3 separate regions of the Homo sapiens genome follow, and all the other regions are linked to region 1. A link is a contact called in ENCODE Hi-C or POLR2A ChIA-PET data. All regions are on one chromosome and are shown on one strand. The core of a region is the stretch at or near the end of the contact, and the rest is flanking DNA. Distances in the headings are between cores, read along the strand shown. Region 1 has its middle 140 kb from the start of CLIC5. Region 2 has its middle 180 kb from the start of CLIC5. Region 3 overlaps CLIC5 (chloride intracellular channel 5).

Region 1 (5,072 bases), core at 1,026-3,525:
CTTGTCTCAGAATCTTGGTGGCTCAGTATCAAGGGTGACCATTTGGTTTTCACTGGCTTTGCTTGTTAATAAACATGGTAGCATCTGTGATAGTTACTAACAATATCTATCACCAAATATACTAAAGGAGGGGAAATTTAATGCTTTGCATGTCCCAGGAGAGATTTGTGGCTTCTACCTGATGTGCCCAGAGCATCTGTCCAAAGGTCATGATGGACCCAATTTAATTAGGTTGTTAGCCAGCTCCCCAGGGGTGGTAACAAGAGGCCTTGTTAGGCGAAGTTTCCCCTCACTGAGGAGTTCTTTGCAGGGTGATGGACCAAATTGTTGGCAGTGGGAGGTCTGAAGAAAGATGTGGGGCTCTTCTTATGTGGAAAAAAATCCTTTGAGCAGGTACGTGTTCCTTTCAACTTCCCTGTGGAGACCACCCACATGTTTGTGTGCACTGGAATGGGGAGGGGAAGCGGCCATGTGTTTCTATTTAGGTGTGGGTTGCTCATTTGTGTAAGTGTCACTGCCTACGTTGTTTCAGCCCATGTGGCCTGTGGATTCTGAATGGTGGCTCTGACTCCTTTGGTCTGTTTTTGATCTTGCAAGTTGAAAAAGAATCATGTAAGTTAGAGAAGGACCGAGTCATTAATGGACCTTCCTTTGTGTCCAGAGGGTCGAGTGAGTTTCTCAAATTCACACAGCTGGTTTGGTGGCAGAGCCAGAACCAGAACCTGGAGCAGAAGCACACCAAAGTAGAAAGAGCTAGGGGTGCCAAAGAGTGCCCAGGCCTGGATTCTGATTTCTTTAGAAAAGAGAGGGTCAGAGTTGTAACACTCCAAATGACAACAATCATCTGGGATAGGTCTCTCTCCCTCTCTCTATCCATCCGTCCATTTTCCATTCATCTGACATTTCTCTTTATACAAATGTTTTCATACATGTAAACAGATAAACATATACACATTAAGATACACGCAATACATGCTATATATTTCAGCCATTCGTCATCTATGTGCATATGTCCATATGTATACACATATATGCATAGATTATATTTAGAATATAAATACAGGTACTTCACACATACTATCACCCTATTCATTCACACATATATTTCATATATTTATTCATCCATCTATCTATCTATTTGTTTTCTTAACGCTAATAAGTTTTTAATGGGTGAAGGGGACCCTAAAAGTAGTTTCTAAGGATGCTTGTATGACTGGTATCCCTCCAAGATGTCTCAAGATTAGGATAGGTCCTTATTTGGAAAGTGATTGTCTGTGTGGTCCAGTCTGAGGGGGTTGTTTCCTGCCTTGCCATATTCACGTATGTGATGTTGGAGAAAAGAAGATCAGCTGGATGAGCTGATTTGTGATGGGACTAACAATAGTTACAATTTATTGACTGCTTACTAGGTTTAGGAGTATACATAGCATTATTATTCGCATTATCTTGATTGGTCTTCATTTCAGCCTACAAACCACATGCTACTGTTATATATCCATTGCACAGATGTTTGTGGCCCAAAGTCACACAGCCAGTAGGGGACAGAGTTGGTTTTTCCCTCATGGTGCTCAGAGCTAGCCTGATGTTTGAACAGATTCCAAGTGTTCCCAGGCTGTCCTGAAGCCTGCTTCTTCCCTTCAGGTACGGGCTGTCCATGGTGGGAATGCTGCTGTGCTAGACCTGAAGGTCCTGGAGCTATATGGCAGGCATCCCTGTTACCATCAGAACTCATGTTTTGCCCATGCCCTTTTCCCCACACTCAGGAAGTTCCATGCAAAGGTAAAGTGTGTACTGACAGCAGTGGCATGATTTGAAAGCTGCTGGATGGCCCCCAGTCTTGAGTCCCTTCCCTGGAGTCTTGTTGATAGCTAAAATTTGAAGCATGGCTTTCGCTTTCAGTTTCCTTTGATTGCAGACCTTCCTTACGGAGAAGGTGCACCCGAAAATTCTTGAGGATTCAACTTTTCTAATTTGTATCTGAAGCTTTCCCAGCTCCCAGACTGGAAGACTAACAATATGAGAACATTTGGATCTCAGGGGTGAGGGACAAACTGAACTGAGGGGGGAAAGAGGGATAAACAGAGAAGCTGAGGGGCTAAAGTTGGACTTCAACCACAGTCTCATTGGGCCACATCAGCTCCACATGAATCTGAACTCCAAGACGCTCAGCTTCCAATCTGGCTAGGGCCAAGGCAGAGCTCTCAGCCATCAACACCCAGGGAGAAGTCGCGTGAAGAGCAAGGGACCTGCTGTGTGGTGGGTGTTTGCAGAGGGCACCAGGGAGGCTGCCTGTGGGTGGCACAAGAAAGAGCCTGGCTCTGGTATTTCCATTCCTGCCTGATGAGGCCGAATGAGCTGGTCTTCCCAGGGAAATTGCAGCACAGCTCATTTGTGCATGTTTTACAATGGTGTTGATAAAATCCCCATGGAGCCCCAGAGCATGTGTGAGGAGTTCCCACCAGAAATCTAAACAACGCCCTGGCGTTGCTGACAGCTTAATAATGTGACAAAGTTCAGCTTGTTCAATGACAGGGACAGGAATGCAGCTGGGCTGGTCTGACCCAGAGCTTTGAAAATATCCCCCCTTTACTCTGACCCAGCATTTGACAAATAACCTTTTCTTAGCCTCCTTGAAGGCACCAGACAGAACCAAGTGCCATGCAGGGGCCATATGCCACCGTTAAAATGTTAAATGGAGTGGCGAGGGCCACCAGAGTCACTTGGGGCTGACATTTATCTTTATTATTATTATTAATAATAATGCATATATTGCTTTTTTGGTGCATTCCAGAGTTTTTTTGCACTCCTAAATCATGTGGCTGTACATCACCCAGCCCGATAAATCACCCAATGAACCCAAATTCAATGCAGCTGTCAGGCCAGATCTGAGAGAGGCAGAGTTAGTTTAATTGAACTGCAGCAGGGAACCGACGGGCGTTGCCCAGAAAATCAGAATAATAGCAGTGTTGCCGGTGACATTTCAAGAGCTAGACATGAACTGCTAGCTTCAGCTTTAATTTTACTAGAGGGAATGGGGGGACGGGTGCAGGGAGAAATCCAGACTTCAACAAATATTTAAACTCTTAGGTTTTTTTTTCTGCCTCAAAGCCAGTACAGACAATGAGTTCCACATTTAGAAATTTCAGTAGAAAGAATCCCATTTTTTTCTTCTTTCTCTAGCTTCTCCCCATTTCTTCTGCTTGCTTCTTCCTCTACTCCATGCCCCCTTTTTTTCAACAAAAAGAAAGCTGAAAGTAAAGAAACAACAGGATTTGAGTTGGAGCCAATTTAATGGGCCAAGAGGTTACATATGGAGCCAACAAATCATGCAAGCATGAAGGATATTACTGATTTCAAGTTATGTATGTTAAAGCCCAAATCTTAACAGCATTCATAAAGGTAAAGGTAACTAATGGAGAGGCTTAACTGACAGAAAATGGGCTTTTCTCCCTGGCTGCCCTGCCTCCTTCTTAAAAATTGCAGTGCATCTCAGCTGAAGAAGGCCTTCCGGCGGCAGATTCTCCCCGTTAGGTGATGAGTGGGGAGGGCCTCAGCCTTACTAGCCAAGAAAGGACAAAGCTCAGCTGGGTTCTGTACCAATAGAAGGCTCCAGACACCATTGTTTGGTTTATTTTTGTTTGCATTAAGTGTGTCTCTTCATATGTTTTGGGGTTACCAGAAATACCTTTCCCTTTACCCCTTTAATTTTTAAAACTGTGTGTAATTTTAGGGAAATTTGATCCATGTGTTTCAGATTCATTTGCACTTAATCATGAAAATCTCTCTGGAAAGAGCTATTTTCTCTCCCAGAAGACTTTGGTGCCCTTTTAAATAAGCCCTGTAAGTGTCCTTCCACCCCAGGCTGCCCTCTTCAAGTGCAGAAGGTTGTGTTTGGCCAAAGGAAAACCAACCTGACCACCAAGGGCATGGGTCTGGTTTGAAATGTCGAACTCGTGAACTTGGACTGTATTCTGGAAATGGGGAAATGACTTCCCCTTAGCCCCAGTGTTTACATAGTCAGAGAAAGAAGACTTCCTTTAAAAAAAAAAAAAAGTGATGTGAATCAACTCTAGAGCATTATAGTTCCTTCCAACAAGCCAGGCAGGGCTCATTGGAAATGCCCCATGGCCATCCACAGGTGAGTGTTAGCCTCACAGGATCAAAATGCACACTTGCGACTTTTCTTTGAAGTTCCTGGAGAAAATGCTTTTACCAGAGACTCCCAATTACCAAAAACACCCTGGAACCATCTTGGATGGCTCCCAAGGGCCATGGAATGACTGTGTCCAGGATACACATCTCCCCACCCTTCATCCACAGCAACCCAATCACTGCATAGAAGCCACAATAGCATTCCTTCAATCCAAAACAAACATGTCATTACCAATCTCAGATTAATTGATGTCATTTGTGTGCCCTGCCTGTTGGGTTTCAGCTGGAGGCTGCCCAATGGCAATGGCCACCACCCTTGAAAACCTCAAGGCACTCACAACTGTGGCCCTTGGCAGAACTTCCTTAGCTGTTCTTCTTTAACCCTGTGACTCCAAGCCTTTCCTCCTTCCCACTCTTTTCCCACTCTGAGGCTTTGGACAATTTTGAAATGAGTTCCCAGTGGAATGAGAAGATCTGTGGAACTGAGTTTTGCTTTGAGTACATTTCTTTACTGTAACTCATTAATAGTAAGATACGCATGTGTTTTTGTTTTATCACCCTTAAAATTAGAATGCTCCTTATAATTGATGATAAGAAATACTGTGGTGAGGTGATGGAAAACATTTTCCTCTTTAGTGATACAAAAATTAATGGTATATCTGTTCTAGTCTCTGAAGAGATGTGATTACTTTCCAAAATAATGTGGTAAATGTTTAACTCCCTCATTCATTCATGTACTGTTCATTCTTCAGTCAGAGTATATCATTGACCACATGCCTGACTATGCACAGTGAGAAGACTAGAAGAGTATTGAAAAGACCCCTCCCTTTTAGAAAGTTATAATTTAGCTCTAGACATAAGTGCATACATGACCAACCATGCAAAGTGCTAAATTAGTGGTGTGGCCAGAAAGTGGTGGA
Region 2 (5,072 bases), core at 1,501-4,000, 49 kb before region 1:
ATAGCGCCACTGCACTCCAGCCTGGGCGACAGAGCGAGACTCCGTCTCAAAAAAAAAAAAGTTTCTTACACTCAAAATGTATATGACAAATTAGAAAAGGCATGAGGAGAAGCTGACATAAACAGGAACAAACAGAAAAATGAAGGAGGAGGAATCATTTTAAAAATACCTAAGGAAGAAAACAGGTGCAGGGCCAGTAAGTATAAGGAAAAAACCTCCAATCATTTCAATAGACCCTTAGGGAATCTTTGCATCATTAAAAACAAGACAAGCATATGATGATGTTCACATGGATACATTTGAATCACCAAGGAAAGATTAATCAATGTGGGTAAACTCTGTTTAGGAAGGAAGGAAGTTGTATATTCCGTTTTAGAATGTTTTCCATTTATTATAGTTAATATTTTTCCTTTTCAAGTTTTGATACCTTACTGGGTAGACTCTGAACTCTAGAAAACCCTGAAGTTTTGGTTAACTATTGCTGCATAACAAAGCACTCCAAAATATTGTGGCTTATAACAACAAATATTTTACTGTCTCATGATGCTATGGGTTAAATGGGCTCAGCTGGGAGATTCTTCTGCCCCACAGAATGTTGGATGAGGCTAAAGTCATCTGGGGGCTTAATTGAACTGGAACATCTTGAAAGCGTTTCCTCACATGGCTGGTGGTTGATGGTGACTGTTGTCTGGGAGCCCTCCTGGGGCTGCACCCAGAGTACCTGCACATGGCCTCTCCATGGATAGCAGCTGGGTTCTGAGAAGAGCAGTCCCAAGAGTGAGAATTCCAAGCGGAAAAGAGAGGAAATTGCCAGTCCCCTAAAAGGCTGGGCCTGGATTTGGCACAGCAATACTCTGGCCATATTTGATAAGCAGCTGCAGGACAAACCAGGTGAAGGGAGGGGAAATAAATTTGAGCTCTCAGTGGGGAAAGTGACAACGAACTTGTGGCTGTATTTAATCTACCACACCTGGTCTCCAGAACAACTTTTTTCTGAGGAGCTTGGAGGACTGAGTTTTTACTGTGCTTCATTTTCATGTTGTACTTTTGTGTTTTTCAAAACACTTTGGGAAATATGTTATTTGATTCTCTTTTTTTAAACACAGAAGCTGGAGAGATTCTTTTAAAACCCCAGGCAGGTTATGTCACTCCTCTGCTCAACACTCTCCAGTGGCTCCTGTCTCAGAGAAGCCCAAAGCCTTGCAAGGCCTACCCTATTCAATTCCACGTCCTTCTGAATCCAGTCTGCATCCCTCCCAGTTGCTCTGCTTCAGCCACTCTGGCCTCAGGGCCTTTGCACTGGCTACTCCACTACCTGGATTACTCTTTCCCCAGTGATCTCTCAGCTCACCTTCTTACCTCCTTTGAGCCTATATCTCAATGGCACCCTCTTAGAGACACCCCTTTTTTTTCCTCAGCACTCCTCCTAACCCTTCTAGGCTTTGCTTTTTGCCAAAGCCCTTAGAAATCCCATATGTTTTGTTTATTCATTTATTTATCTGCTTCTCCCAGTGGAACTCCAGGGAGAGGGAGACTTTCGCTGTTTTGTTTACTACTGCACCCCCGGGGACTAAAACAGTGCCTGGTCCTTAGTGATGATTCATATGTGTTTGAATGAGATATTGAATAAAAGAATGAGTTCTCATTATATATTAGTATTTATGAGTCATGGTAAGTGCTGTGTTCTTGGCTTTACGGATGAAGAAACAGAGTCCCAGAAGATTTTGTGACTTGTCTGAGGTCACGCAGCTTGTGGTAGAGCCAGCTTTAGAACCCAGGGGCTATGACCTGCAGCCTCAGGTCTTTTGGGCAACCACTTCCTGCATTTCCATGCAGCTATTTCCAGGCAGGCACATACCCGGCTCTGACACGGACTCTGGACAGGCTCAATATGCAGATACACAGTCTTTCCCCGAAGTGAGAAGAGGGTACCACACTGCTGCTGTCATTTCCTGGACAGAGAAATGTGCATCTTGCCCGCTGGGTTCAGAGCAATAGTAATTACGAGAGTCTGGAGGGAAGTGAGAAAAGGTATCAGGGGCATTTAACAACCTTCACTGACCTGCAAATTATTATTTACAGTAACACAGAGCATTTCCTCTTCAGAGGCAAAGATGTAGAACATATCATATATGTGTCTTTCTTTTTTTCTTTCTTACTTTTTTTTTTTTTTTTTTTTAAAGAAGACTGACTTCTCACAGTGCTCTCCGGAAGCAGACAGAGAAGAGAAAGGGTTATTGGGCAGGTCAGAACGGACTTACCCTTAGGAGATGAAAGGAATGAATCTTCACTGTACTTTCTTAAATTCCTCCAGGAACTCTATGAAGATGATATTGGAAAACCTGAGAATCTCACTGTAAACTTTTGAGAGGCTGGGTCGGGTTTTATTTAACATGCATCTCCTGTTGATTCGGCACACTGCTTTGCAACAGCAGGTCTGGAGAAGTGTGTTCAGATTGACTGCCTGGGCTGGGAGGGGCTTTGGTTCTCATCTCTTCCAATCTCGTCCCCAGGATGTAGACCATCTGCTCATTCCTAGACTGCAGCTGCCAAACCAAAAACACGTCCACTGACTGGTAGCTCATTACCTATCACAGCAGCCCTTCTTTTTATACTGCTTATGTTGAACTACTGTCTTCTTCCTACAAGCTCCACCCTTCAGGTCTAGTTCTTTCTTCTGGATTGACAGAGGATAAATCTACTATGTTAGTAACAGATAAGCTTTCTTACATGAAATAGAGCAAGTTCTCCTTATCTCACTGGCTCTAAAAAGCAGAACTTGGCACCTAGCAGTCTGTGAAAGCAGGAGTTCCCTGAGAGTCCTCCCACAGTGTGTGTGTGTGTGTGTGTGTGTGTGTGTGTGTGTGTGTTTCTGCGTGGGGAGTGTGTTTCTAATGTGGTGGTGCAGAGTTTGACATTGGAGTCAAGCTTCTTGGGCTCATTTCCAGGCTCTATCACACAGCCCTGTGACTTGGATATGACACTTAGCCTCTCTGTGTCTCAGTTTCTTAAGCTGTAAAATGGGAAGAATAATAGTGACAACCTGATGGGATTGTTGTGATAATTAAATGTGCAAATGCCGTGAAGCATTAGTAGAGTGCCAACCTAGCATATACTGTGTGCCAATGATGCAGTGTCTTTGGGAGGATGTTCTGCTTCTCATGGGTTATAACAAGCAGAAGAAAGCCGTGGATCTGGGGGAATTGTCCCTTGTCCCTGGTGCCTTCTCCTTCAGTGCTTCTCTGTTTTCCTCCCTCTTTCTCCTCCCCTATCTGTTCCCAGGCCGTTCTCCAGTGGTCTAGTCCCAGTATACTGTTCTCTAAGCTGTACAGCTGCTTTTTCTATGCCTGGGGACACTTAGACTTTTTCACAGGGAACCAGGGAGATCCACAATTCTTCCAGGTGCAAAGGAGTGACTCTAAGGGTGACCTCTCAGTGTGGTGAGTGGGAAACAGGTATTCAGGGAACTGAAAGTAAAACCCTTCCCAGTACCCCTCACCCCACAACCACAAACACTCACCTACTTGGACCATTGATTGTGTGTGTCCATGAAGTCACATCTTCCTGCCACATGTTTTAAACTTGACATTTTCTACCTCGCTAAGTTGTGACAAATCCTTTGATATGGCCGAGAATGAATTGCTTTAAATTTAGTCGGAATTCGTGATACATCACATGAAATGAGAAGAAAGACAACCTGATCAACAAATGATATTAATGTTCCAAATTTTGGATGGGTTTAAAACTAAACATAAAGAGAGGAAACTGACAGTTTTTGTTTGTTTGTTTTTTGTTTTGTTTTTTTGAGACAGGGTCTCGCTCTGTTTCCCAGTCTGGAGTGCAGTAGCAAGATCTCTGATTACTGCAGCCTTGATCACCCAGACTCAAACCATCCACCCACTTCAGCCTCCCAAGTAGCTGGGACTACAGGCCTGTGCCACTATGCCCAGCTAATTTTTCTACTTTTAGTAGAGATGGGATTTCTCCAGGTTGTCTAGGCTGGTCTCGAATTCCTGGGCTCAAGCCACCTTGGCTTCTCAACATGCTGGAATTATAGGCATGAGCCACTACGCCTGGCTGAAACTGACATTTTTGAGGGCCTGTTTTGTACCAGGCCCTGTGCTATGTGATTAGCGTAACCCAGGGAGGGGTAGTAGTTGTATTCTCCCTATTTTCAAAGATGAACAGTGAGCTGCTCAAGGTTCACAGCAGTCACTTGAGCATTCCAACCCTAGTCAGTCTGCATCCAAAAGCAGAAGGTTTTGGGTTGTGCAGGCGGAATTTGAAGCCAATGATCAGGAGACTTGGTTTCTAATCACACAACAGGGCTGGGCTACTATTTCTTTCTTTCTTTTCTCTCTCTTTTGAGATGGAGTTTCACTCTTGTTGCCCAGGCTGGAGTGCAATGGCATGATCTCGGCTCATCGCAACCTCCGTCTCCTGGGTTCAAGTGATTCTCCTGCCTCAGCCTCCTAAGTAGCTGGTATTGCAGGCATGTGCCACCACACCCAGCTAATTTTGTATTTTTAGTAGAGACGGGGTTTCTCCATGTTGGTCAGGTTGGTCTTGAATTCCCAACCTCAGGTGATCCGCCCACCTCGGCCTCCCAAAGTGCTGGGATTATAGGCATGAGCCACCGCGCCCGGCCTACTATTTCTTCACATATAAAATGAGAATGGGAATGATAATATCCACCTCACATTCCTCCTGGGGTAGGTGAAGTTGCTTTTTAATCATTTACCTTAATTTATTTATAACAGTAATGCATACACATGAACAAAATGTGGCAAGGGCTGTTGGAGAGTATGTCTCTCTGCCCCAGCTCTGAGCTCATGCCCTGGATGTACACTCCTTGACCATGTCTTTTTACTTCTGGTAATTCCCACCACAACCTTAGATAATTCCTTTATAATCTATTTCTTGAAATTGTCCTATTTAAACTGTATCCACTCCCCCTACTATGACAGGGATTTTTAGCAACTTTACACTGTCTCATGTCTTCCATGGATTTTTGTACACACTGCTATTATCCTCATTCATTCTTGTGGCTACTTTTATAGGTATTAAACAAC
Region 3 (5,072 bases), core at 1,766-4,265, 43 kb after region 1:
AATTTAGGTGCAAAGCCCAGGATTTAAGCGCAGGGCTATTAGATTCTAAAACATAAACTCCTTCTACTCTGCAAGGCCACTTCTGGGTGCAAGGACTGTCCCATCACTCCTTGGGTATTCACGTGGCCTGACAGGTGCTGCAAAATGTTCTCATTCCCCTGACAAAAGAGGATGGGGTTCCCCTCATGACTCCCCCATGCCTTACCTTCCAACTAATTTGGTAACATATTTGTGTTCTGCTACCAGTGCTTGATTTCAGATATAATTCTTAGTACTTTCAGCGACCGTGATGAGGTCAAGAAGGAGTTTTCTCTGAGTAGAGGGGCAACCATGACCCATCACATCACTTTTCAACTCTGCCTGTACTAGGGGCCAGTGCTGTCACACGGGCTGTGTGACAATGAAACATCTGGTCAAAAAGTGAGAAATCCATTTGGATTTTTCCTAGGAGGAAAGAAATATCTAGATATTGAGAAATACCTGGAGCACTGAATGAAGTTTTTACTTTTCATCTTCTCATTTGAGATCATGTTGATATAACCAAAGGGTGCAAAAAAAGTACAGTGGTGGTTTGAGAAAGACCATGGCAGACGGAGATGTCTCTGGCCATCACATATTTTTGAAGAGAAAATACAAAGATGGCCACACTTGTTGACATTTGATAGTTTAAAACGTGAATGGTAACGTGATGGAAACAAAAAATAATAATAAGAAGAATATCACCACTTACTCATCTGTTGGAAGAAGAAGCCTTTCTTTCCACAGGCAGCTAGGACAAGAGGAAGAGACACTGAGAGAGATCAGATGGACTAGGCCAAAGATCCAGGAGCAAGCGGGATGTAGGAGCCCCAGCAGGGCCCAGGAGGATTGGGAGGGTGAGGAAAAGGGCAGGTGCAGGCCAAGCAGGCAGAAATGTAGATGCTGCTATAACGAGCTCAATTTTGAGGAGAGGCAAAGATATTCTAAGGGGATTTTGAGGATGTTCAGCTCTGTGATGGGCAGTGTAACCAATCCCCTCCCCCACCAGAAAACTTTACATAAAGATCTGCATTCATCTTTCAGGTTTTAGAAATGAGTCATGTAGCTTTTTTCTCAGTTGCCAAAGTCCTTAAAGAAAGAGAACAGTAGCCCAGTTACAGTTAGGTTATATGAGTATGAATGACCACACAAAGGCAAAATTATAAAGCAGGTGGAAACTGGGGTTTTCTCATCCGCAGTGACCTTTCTAGGACTCATGGCAGGTAAGGGGGGGCTGATTTTCAGGTCCCTTTGTCTTTTAAATAATGTCTACACCAGATTCTTAGACCACATGAAGTCAGAAATGGCAGCAAGGTTTTAGAAGATGGGAAGGGGACTTTCTATCAGGTCTGATGGGACGCTCTCTGCTGTGCCTGGGCCCTCTGGCTATGTTTGCATGTCACTGGTTTCATCAAGGAAGAAACAGAGAATCTGGGTCGAGTATGTCGGGGAGCCATGGCTTCTGATAACAAACACAGTAGCAGAGCAGCACATTCACTCTGCCATAAGAGATTTGGGTTTGAATCCTCAGTTATGCTTGTTCACAGGTTCACATCATCTAGTGTCTGGTGCAGAGTGAGACTTGATTAAAGTTAACTGCTATTATTATTATTACAGCTATAGAACTTGGGTTTATGAGAGGATGAAGGGGAAGAAGACACCGAGAGAAAGATGAGAGAAGAGATAGCTCAAGGCAGAAATTCAGTGTCTGAAGTGAAGTTTATCTGAACATCCTAGCATGTTCCAGGTCCAAGGAGAATCCTGGAGAGCTTGCAGGATGAAGCTTGCTCTTGACTTTCCTAACATGTTAGGGATCTAAAGTTGCCTGGAAGCATCTCTTTGGGTTTGGCTTTGCTCTCTCCAGGCCACATGGGTGTGTCACATTTTCTTAGTTTGACAGTTTAGAGAGTTCATGTCCACCTTTGGCACTGAACCAAGAACACTGGACTTGGCCTCATAGCCAGAGAGGAGGATGTTGTCAAATTGGCCCTGGGTGTGAACAACCCAGGGGCTCACATGGGGGAGGCAATTCCCAGGCCTCCGTTTCTAGGCACTGCTAAAAACAGGAAAGGCAGAAAGACAAACAGCGGTTTATGAGAAAGCAAAATGCAATGGCAACTTCAACAGATTCCCCACTGTTCCCTCGTGTGGCGTCAGCTGGGCTACAGAGAGTGTGCAGCACGTGGTGCCATGGGTATTATTTGTTTGTTCTAGAAAGAATTTCAGCCTCAGAGGGGAGGATGAATTAAATGACAAGCTCCTATAGTTCTTTCCAGTAAGAAGCCAGTAAATGATTCTTTATTTGAAAGATAGCGTTTAAGTCTTACAATTATGGTGGGTTGGGATATAGGACACTGTTGGTTGCCCACCCTCCTCTGTGGTGGGGAGAATGGGGTGTTTTCTGATGTATTTCCAAGGAATTCAGAAACTTTCTTAAGGAAGACACAGATTCTCCACATAGCTGCTTCCCCAAGCTCTATAGGGGATTCTTATAAAGAAGCATCTTTTTATTTAATACAGCTCCACAAATCACCCTTATATTTGGCGTATGTTCAGAAGTATTAGTACAACAACAAAATGCATATTTTTTTTAAAGGCAAGAGACTTTGGCCAGTATTTGGCTATGTTTAAAACACCAGCATGGTAAACATTTAGGACAACTTTAGCATGCCTTTAGTATAATATTTTCTTAAAGTATGAAGGGAGGTAGGGACTCCAGATCCAAATAATTTTCTAAACCTCTTAAAAGCCACAGTAGATTTGAAGAGAAAGATTATCACTTAGGTCTTCGAATTAAGTTTCCTTTTGTGTACTCATCTGTAGCATGTAAGCTGCCTGAATGTTTATTTATCAACAGGAGAAGGGAGGAAGAGAGAGAGAGAGAAAGAGAGAGAGATAGAGAGAGAGAGAGAGAGAGAGACTGACTGAATGTGGGAGGAAGCTGCAGAGCTAGCGAGCTCAGGAGTGATCAGGGGAGAAGTTCTGGTTAGGGAACCCGGCCCAGACTTTAGCCATGGGGCAGTGGCGACACCTTCTGGCTTATCCCTGAGCAAACAAACAAACAAACAAAAAACTCCCCAAAAACCTATTGTGTATTTTCCACAGAGAACATGTACGTGTGTTTTCTATTAGACTTTCCAGAAACTCATAAATGATTGTAGAACCCATCGTGCTAATAGAAAGTACGGCATAAATGCTGACGGAAGCTATTAATGCTGATTGTAGTTTATGTGGCCAAATGAATCAGGCTGAAATCTGTGAGTTTTTTTATGGTTACTTTATAACAGGTTATTTTTAAGTATCAGGCCATAGATTAGGTTTAATGCGGATGCTCACACACTTAGAATGAGCTGGTTAAGAGAGATTCTAACTTTATCAGTCATCCGTTCCAGCGTTTAGACCTAGAGATTTTTCTCAATTCTCCCTCCCCCAAAACACTTAGGCTGAAGTACATTCACCACATTTTGTCTTGTTTCATCCTCAAATAGCCACATCTTTTACATAAGAGCCATTCACAAACTTAAAAACTGCCTCTGTGCCACTGCAATGCTAGACTGAAATAATTACTGGATTTGGTGATTCTGTGAATATCCTACAAATTCTCTTCCAGTTGCCCATTCTTTTATTTGTTAAACAGGCATCTATTCGGTGCCCACTGTGGGCCAACTTTGTGCCCCTTTCCCCACATGGATTGCTGGGTGAGGACCCTGATGGGGAAGGTGGGAAGTGTTGAGTATATTTAAGGAAATACACATGGTAGTCATTCATTGAGTATTCATCGGATCGTGAACTGATTTGATCACCATTTCCTAAATGACACACTCTTGTTTAATTCAGCACTACATACATATTAAATAGTGGATTATATTAAATGTTAATATACGCAAGTCAAGAGCACAGATCATGGGACCAGCTGCCTGGGCTGGGGTCCTGACCCTGACACATACTAGCTTGGGCAGGTTGCTTAACCGGTGCTTGTTTCCTTCTCTGCAAAGTGGAGATCATAACATGGCATACCTTAGAGGGTTGCTGGGAGCAATAATTGAGTCATCACCTGCAGAGGGCTTAGTACAGTGCCCGGCATGCTGTAAGCAGTTGTTATGTACAATGTGTATGTGCAACGCATGATGATGCTGATGTATGAGAAACAAAGCATACAAAAAAAGCAACAAAAAATTCTTAGAGCTGCAAGAAAAAAGTGGCTCTTGCCTCTGGCTCTGCTCAGTAAACATCGTGCTTGACTCATCCTCTGCCCTGAAATGCTGACATGAACAGGGATATTCAGCTGTTCCTTTCATTCTGACTCTACAGCCAGAACCACAGTCCCCCAGCCGAAAGCCTTCATCATAACAGATGTGAAATGGGGCAACCTTAAAGGTTGGGGGTGACTGATACTTACACAGAATTCCCCAGATATGCTACAAGTACACCTGGACCTCCCTCCCCCTTGCTCAGAGCAGTTCCCTGGATACCCTAATGTGCCCCAGCAAAAATTACAGTTTGTGGGGAGAAGCTACCCATTGGATGTTTGAGTTGCACAGCTTTTACTACATGAGTCTTGCATCTCCTAAAGTTTGAAGTGTGTAGCAAATTAAATGTGCAATTTTATACTTCTGTTTCCTGAAATCTAGTAGGGGGTAAATGACTCAGATTTTTCCAGCACCAAAGGAGAATTTAAAATAGTGTGTCCTTTTTGGCAATGGCTAGGACAGGTATTTTCACCAGAGAGAGAAAAAATATCACCTTAACTTGAAAGTGAATATATAAGAATTGAATATACAAGAATTCAGTCTCCTTTTATTTGTTACTAGTAGAAGACAGAGCCCATATATATATATATTTTCAGGGTAGCAATGTGCCCTATCAAAAATACTCATCTTCCTAGATTCCCAGAATTTCAGCTACAGAAGGCCAAATAACCAAGTTCTGGCTAAAGAGATATCGGTAGAAATTAATCAATGGGCTTCTGGGAAAGATAAGATAGATGCGGCTGGCATTGTCTGGAATGCGGATGTGATGTTTGGGGGTGGAGCAACCATCCTGTGAAACAAGAA

What was found. A loop is a pair of places that touch in the nucleus more often than their neighbours do. ChIA-PET counts read pairs that join two places held with the same protein, here RNA polymerase II (POLR2A). Pooled maps may share reads with other maps.
Region 2: a pooled map shows a loop between it and region 1 (11-fold over the local background). The contact joins two enhancer-like sites. A Hi-C loop is called at or near these places in 2 of 168 maps with a recorded cell type or tissue (Caco-2 and astrocyte of the cerebellum) and 2 of 50 pooled maps. POLR2A ChIA-PET finds 5 or more read pairs at or near these places in 7 of 52 experiments (Caco-2, K562, OCI-LY7 and 3 more).
Region 3: a map of Caco-2 shows a loop between it and region 1 (4-fold over the local background). The contact joins two enhancer-like sites. A Hi-C loop is called at or near these places in 1 of 168 maps with a recorded cell type or tissue (Caco-2) and 1 of 50 pooled maps. POLR2A ChIA-PET finds 5 or more read pairs at or near these places in 2 of 52 experiments (MCF 10A and activated naive CD4-positive, alpha-beta T cell).

What each region holds. Positions count from the first base shown.
Region 1 is chr6:45,877,941-45,883,012 of GRCh38, forward strand. It overlaps a transcript of CLIC5 not described here. Among named protein-coding and RNA genes, the nearest start is that of CLIC5, 140 kb to the right of the region's middle. RefSeq lists an enhancer at 1,624-4,877. Within about 2 kb of position 2,276, at least 2 of the 41 ENCODE cell types and tissues checked have a DNase peak (open chromatin) inside an H3K27ac peak, as active enhancers do.
Region 2 is chr6:45,828,786-45,833,857 of GRCh38, forward strand. No RefSeq gene overlaps it. Among named protein-coding and RNA genes, the nearest start is that of CLIC5, 180 kb to the right of the region's middle. Within about 2 kb of position 2,751, at least 2 of the 41 ENCODE cell types and tissues checked have a DNase peak (open chromatin) inside an H3K27ac peak, as active enhancers do.
Region 3 is chr6:45,919,921-45,924,992 of GRCh38, forward strand. All of the region lies in intron 4 of CLIC5 (chloride intracellular channel 5), which reads right to left. Among named protein-coding and RNA genes, the nearest start is that of CLIC5, 93 kb to the right of the region's middle. RefSeq lists an enhancer at 4,386-4,535. Within about 2 kb of position 3,016, at least 2 of the 41 ENCODE cell types and tissues checked have a DNase peak (open chromatin) inside an H3K27ac peak, as active enhancers do.